Linked DNA regions of Homo sapiens: region 1 is linked to region 2. Evidence: chromatin loops called from intact Hi-C (ENCODE). Cell type or tissue: GM12878. All regions are shown on one strand. Links, peaks and the distances in the headings refer to the core of each region. The heading gives the core; the rest is flanking DNA.

Region 1 (2,921 bases), core at 173-2,672, 67 kb after region 2:
GAATGGGGCTGGTTTGAGGTTTGAACTCAGAAGCACAGTCAGCCAGTCTGACACCTAGGTGCAGGTCTGCACTCTCAAAACCACTATCCTAGGTCTTGGGCTCCACCAGGTTTCACAGCCTTCTACCTGAATCTCAGAGACCCAGAAGGAGACTTTTTTCTGTGGATGGGATTCTTACTGAGGGAAGATAAGAGCAAGTGACCCCCAATCCTCTAACTGGCTAACATCACTCCATCCAGAAATAACTTTTTAGTGATCAGGGTCCCTTTGAGGTGAAGCCCTTTAAGCTTAATGAGACCTAAAAGAAAAAGTGATCAGGAGATGACCATTTAAAAAACTACTTCAAATAGAATGCAGTTAGGCTGAAATGAACCAGAAACACTGATTCACTGACCTTCCTGAAATGTAAAACACTTTCTGGAACCAAGTGGATCTTTCTCATTGATTTTTCTAAAGCTCCTTAGGGCATCTTTAGTGCCACATAAAAAGTACTTGCCAAAGGAACCATGTAGTTTGTACTAGAAGCTCTTAAGTGAAGAGTTAATTCTCAAAATAGATTTTGGTTATCTCAGATCGCCACAAGATCAAGTGAAGAATCCCACAGATCTGGCTGGGTGCGGTGTCTCATGCCTATAATACCAGCACTCTGAGAGGCCGAGGCAGGCAGATAACCTGAGGTCGGGAGTTCAAGACCAGCCTGACCAACATGGAGAAACCCCATCTCTATTAAAAATACAAAATTAGCTGGGCGTGGTGGTGCATGACTATAATCTCAGCTACTTAGGAGGCTGAGGCAGGAGAATGACTTGAGCCCAGGAGGCGGAGGTTGTGGTGAGCCGAGATCACGCCATTGCACTCCAACCTGGGCAACAAGAGTGAAACTCCATCTCAAAAAAAAAAAGAAAAAGAAAAAGAAAGAAAGAAAGAAAAAGAAAAGGAAAGGAAAGAATCCCACAGATCTCACAATCTTTTTTCTGTCAAATTTTAGTCATTCACTCATTCATTCAGCTAATGTAGCACATATTAACTGAGGCTCCAGTTAACTTGTTAGGCAATACTTATGCCTTCATGAGTGCTCTATCACTTTTTAAAATTGAAACAGAAATAAGTAGATATAAGTAGATTAGAACATGTATCCATTCATCCACATTATCCATGCTGAGACACTTTAAAGCCAAAATTGGGTTTTTTAAATTTTATTATTTATTTATTTATTTTGCCTACGTGGTCATGTCTGATACCTGTTTGGGTAATGATTAGAACATAGTGACAGATGTAGAAATATGACTCAAAACTAAACTGGGGCAGCTTTCCCAAAAAAGTAACTGAAGACTGTGTTCAAGCCTTGCATATACATAGACACCTGCTATATTTGCATAGCCCAGGCTTGCAGGAAACTCTAATCAATCATTTTCTGTGTGTAGAATTATTCAACCAGAAAACCATTACTTATTTCACCAGAAAAATTTTGTTTTTTCATTGCTGCTAGATTAGTTACATCCCATCTCCCCACTTCCCTCTCTTCATCAGCAAACAAAGTTTATACCAAATTATATGGATCAATGTCTCAGCCTATAAGAAATTTTGGTTTATTTTTAAATTTTCAAAAAGGTGGATTCTTTCATTTCTTTTGTTAATGTGCAATAAAAATTCTATCTTCTCTTACATATTTCTTTAATTATATTTATTGAGTGTTCTTCACTGGGCCAGGTGCTAGAAAATTTGTAAACAAAAGGAGAGAAATATTGATTAAATAATCATTAAAAAGTAAGCAATTACAAATCATGATGACTGATAAGAAGGAAAAGTAGAAGTTGCTACCTGGAAAGATAAAAAGGGGGAACCTGATAGAGTTGTGGGATTGGGGGGGTTGTGGGTCAATAAAGAAGCAATGATTGAGCTGAGATTTTAATAAATAGACATTAACTTAGAGGAAGTTCAGAGAGGGGGATCAAGAGAGAGATGAGAACGTTGCAGGCAAGGAAAAATAAAGTATGTGCCAAGGCCCTGAGGCAGGAGGGAGACTGCGCGTTGAAGGACTGAAAGGTTTAAGAGAATATAGGAAATACCTGAGAAAATGGCCAACTAGAAGTAGCTAGTGTGCACTGCTCTCACAGAAAGGAATGGAAGGGGTGCATAAATACAGCATTTTCAACTGATACATCCAGGTAAATGCATTGGGTCTAATCAAAGAAACAATTCAACCCACAGAGAATCGAGAAAAGCAAGGCAGGTTGATAGCCCACCCAGGAGTAACACAGAGCCAGGGGAACCTCCTCTACCCAGGGAGGTGGTGAGTGAATGTGTGACCCCAGGAACCCATGCTTCCCTCATGGATCTTTGCAACTCTTAGGTCAGGAGATCCCCCTGTGAACCCATGCCACCAGGGCCTTCAGTCTGGCACAGAGCTCTGGAGTCTTGGCAGAGCAGCCACTCAGGCACATGCAGAGACCTGGGAGCCTTAGATACCCAGGCTTTCTGGGCTTCCCAACAAAAGCAGCTGCAACTCCAACAAAGTGGGAGGTTAGACCCCTGAATATATCCCTAGGAAGGGAACTGAATCAAAAGGGCTGAGCAGCAACAGCCTGCAGACCCCACTTCCATGGCACCTCGCGGGATAAGACCCACTGGCTTGGAACTGCAGCCAGCCACCGGTAGCAGTGTTACACCTCCCTGAGATGGAGCTCCCAGAAGGAGGGGCATGCCACCACCTTTGCTGTTCGGCCAACTGAGACATTCCAGGTTTCTAGCTTTGGAGAGTCTGAGGTAACCAGGGGCTGAAGTGGGTCCCCAGCACAGCGCAGCAGCTCTATGAAAACATGGCCAGGCTGTTTTTTTTAAGAGGGTCCCCCATCTCATTCCTCCTCACTGGGCGGGACCTCCCAACCACCATCCCTAGCTATCCCCACCAGTGTTCTCCA
Region 2 (2,921 bases), core at 114-2,613:
ATAGGGACATTGATCTCTATTCCAAGAAACAGAAACAGTAGAGTAAAAAATATAAAAGCAATGTTTTCATCGCTTATAAAAATGTGAGGGACTATTTGGACACGACTCAGGTGAAAATAAGGGCAGAAATAATGTCATATGGGAGAAAGGAAGCTAAAGTGTGGAATCATAAAATAACTTAAAGGTCCTAATCTCCTAGCTTTGCATAGGACCATGAAAGTCAGTATCTGCACCTCGAGCGGAGATGATTTGTCCAAAGTCACCCAGCTTGTTCACCACTGAGTCAGGACCTGAGCATGTGTTTCTGATTTCTGCTTCAAAGTTCTTTCATGGAAGAAGTGAGGTTTTCATGCTATTGAAAGTTTGGGCTGAAAATTACAGTTCAGATCCAATTCCTTAAGCGTCTGCAGGCATGAGAACAGGTTTAGGAAGTTTCTCTCTTTTAAAGCAACTTTGTGTTGGTTTGAGTATAGCTACTATTAGGCTTATGTAACTAATATTTGTCAGGGCTACCTACATGCTTTTGAGATATAAAGACTACTCCTTCCACTAAACTGTCAGAGTCTATATAATTTTTGAAGTGCCACAGAGCAAAGCAGTACATATTTATCTAACGGTGTCTTCACAATTTTAAGTCTGGACTATAGTTTTCAGATTGTCCTCTTTTGTAATAAGGAAGGAAAGGACAACTCGCATAGGCGTTGAGAGCCAGAATTTTAAGCTTAAATGGTTAACTGCGATTAGGTGGGATTTTTTTTTCCTCCATGTGTAAAAACACTGGTTGGCATAAGGCATACATTTTTACACACAAAACTCAAGTTGCAAGTCTATAGGAAAAAATGTGCACCAAAGTTTTCTCAATTGTCACCGTTGCAAACTAGAACTTCTTTACCCTTCTCCTCTGTTGCATTATTCTAGAAAACTTCTAAGTAAAATGCAGGAGCACAACCAATAAGGCGCCTGCCACTTCCTCAGTGGGAAGCGTCATAAGTAGTACTTTCCATTTGAAGCTGATGTCTTAAAATATCTTTGTTTCTAAGTACTTTTGTTTTGAAAGATCTGGGAGGGGGCGGGGAGTGGAAGGGGAGGGGGAAGAATGGGCAGGAGGGGATTTCCCAAGAAGGCCAAATAACAAGAAGTATAATGATGGCTTGCTGTGATGAAAATGGAAAAAAGTTGTAATACATGAAAGAAATATTTTCAACGCAGAAGTAAGAGCCAAACTTCACTGAGTTGAAGGCAGCTGAGAACGCTGTGCCCCTGTGGGATGAGGGAAGGCTGAGGGTGGTTGAGAATTCTCTGTGATGCAATATGGAGGAAGCTGAATGCTGGGGGTGAAAAATGCCCTCTAGCAATAAAGTCCTCCACCTCCTGCCTAACGGGTATGATTAATTCTACATCACACTCAATTTGTGAAAAGAGCTCTTGAAAAAAAATTAGGACGGTTTGCTTGTGCAAACTGTCAAAATGATGAATGAAATAGGTGTGTATGAATGGGGAGGGAGGGGGAGGATTGCTGACATAAATAGATTGGCTTACACATTTTAGTTCTCCCTAATATCACAGCTGTGCAGTCAGGACTGAGACAACTGCCAACTGCAAGATGCGGTTCGTTTTCTTAACTGCATATGTAGTCTTCAGACTACGATACAACAGATTATACAAGAACTGAGATAATCTCATTTCTTCATAAATTGTCTTCCTTCATCAGCTCCATAATATATAACCATGATAATGGGTATTTATAGTGTGTCCCATGCAAAATGGCCTTTGGGTTCTTAACCTAATATAATAAACAGATAATTCAAATAAAAAGACAGCACGGGCCAGTGGGAACAAGGGAAAGAGGCCAAAAAAGACAAAAAATCCATACTCTACTAAAATATATTAATAAAACAAAGGAGGGCCTGCTCTCTTTTCTAGTGAATGAAAAATGCATTTAATTTAATCTGTTTACTTTGAGAAATTATTTACTTTCACTTTCCCTCACACTGGAGCTCTGACTACTCCTGGAACTGATCATCTCTACTAATCACCAAGATTCCTGCCATCAGTTGGCCTCTTTAGGAGGGGCCATTCATGCTTCTCCTAAAGAAATGTATGCTTCTTGTCTTTCCTCGGAGGGCCTCAAAAGGCCTCAGTACCCCATCAGCCCTCACCATTGCTCTGTGCGGAAGTGACCAGTATTAATATGTTTAATATCTTGGTTTATTAACCACAGATTGCGTGACTACAGTCTTCTTGCAAAAGAGTCCAATGAAATACACAAACATTTTAAAATCTCCCTTCACCTCCCTCCCCAAACTAAACACCTCCCCAACTTTGCTCCCTAAGAAACTCACCATTAAACAGTTGAATATGTCTCATTCCATTCCTTTTCCATGCATTTATATGCATATACCTATACACATTCATGCATAAATAGGGGTGTGTGTGTGTAGAAGGCAGAGGAAGTGTAATTTGTTTTGTTTTTCATTAAAGCATAACTTCGGGCACCGTCAGTGTCAATACCTGATGATCTATTTCATTTTGTTTGGTGTCTTTAGAGTATTCCATAGTGTGGATAGGCCACAATTTATGGAATCATTCTGCTATTAAATAATGTTTCAGGCCAGGTGTGGTGGCTCACACCTGCAATCCCAGCATTTTGGGAGGTCGAGGTGGGCGGAACACCTGAGGCCAGGAGTTGGAGACCAGCCTGACCAACATGGCAAAACCCCATCTCTACTAAAAATACAAAAATTAGCCGGGCGTGGTGTCAGGTGCCTGTAATCCCAGCTACTCGGGAGGCTGAGGCATAAGAATTGCTTGAACCTGGGAGGTGGAGGTTGCAGTGAACTGAGATTGCACCACTGCACTCCAGCCTGGAGGATAGCGCGAGACTCCGTCTCAAAAAAAAAAAAAAAAAAAAAAAAGAATGT

The links. A loop is a pair of places that touch in the nucleus more often than their neighbours do. Peaks named below come from ENCODE experiments on the same cell type or tissue, not always from the same donor. Only the 100,000 strongest peaks of a DNase experiment are listed, where the experiment ranks them.
Region 1: a loop joins it to region 2, with 6 times the contacts of the local background. A loop is called at or near these places in 2 of 110 quality-filtered maps.

The regions. Positions count from the first base shown.
Region 1 is chr6:155,349,934-155,352,854 of GRCh38, reverse strand. No RefSeq gene overlaps it. Among named protein-coding and RNA genes, the nearest start is that of TFB1M, 37 kb to the right of the region's middle. In GM12878, for the core only: no CTCF peak of the experiment used is centred there; DNase peaks (open chromatin) are centred at 1,056 and 1,314; H3K27ac peaks cover 2,361 bases.
Region 2 is chr6:155,416,739-155,419,659 of GRCh38, reverse strand. The region is part of intron 10 of NOX3 (NADPH oxidase 3); the gene reads left to right. Among named protein-coding and RNA genes, the nearest start is that of NOX3, 38 kb to the left of the region's middle. RefSeq lists enhancers at 1,049-1,108, 1,209-1,358. In GM12878, for the core only: no CTCF peak of the experiment used is centred there; a DNase peak (open chromatin) is centred at 1,279; H3K4me3 peaks cover 1,354 bases; H3K27ac peaks cover 2,108 bases.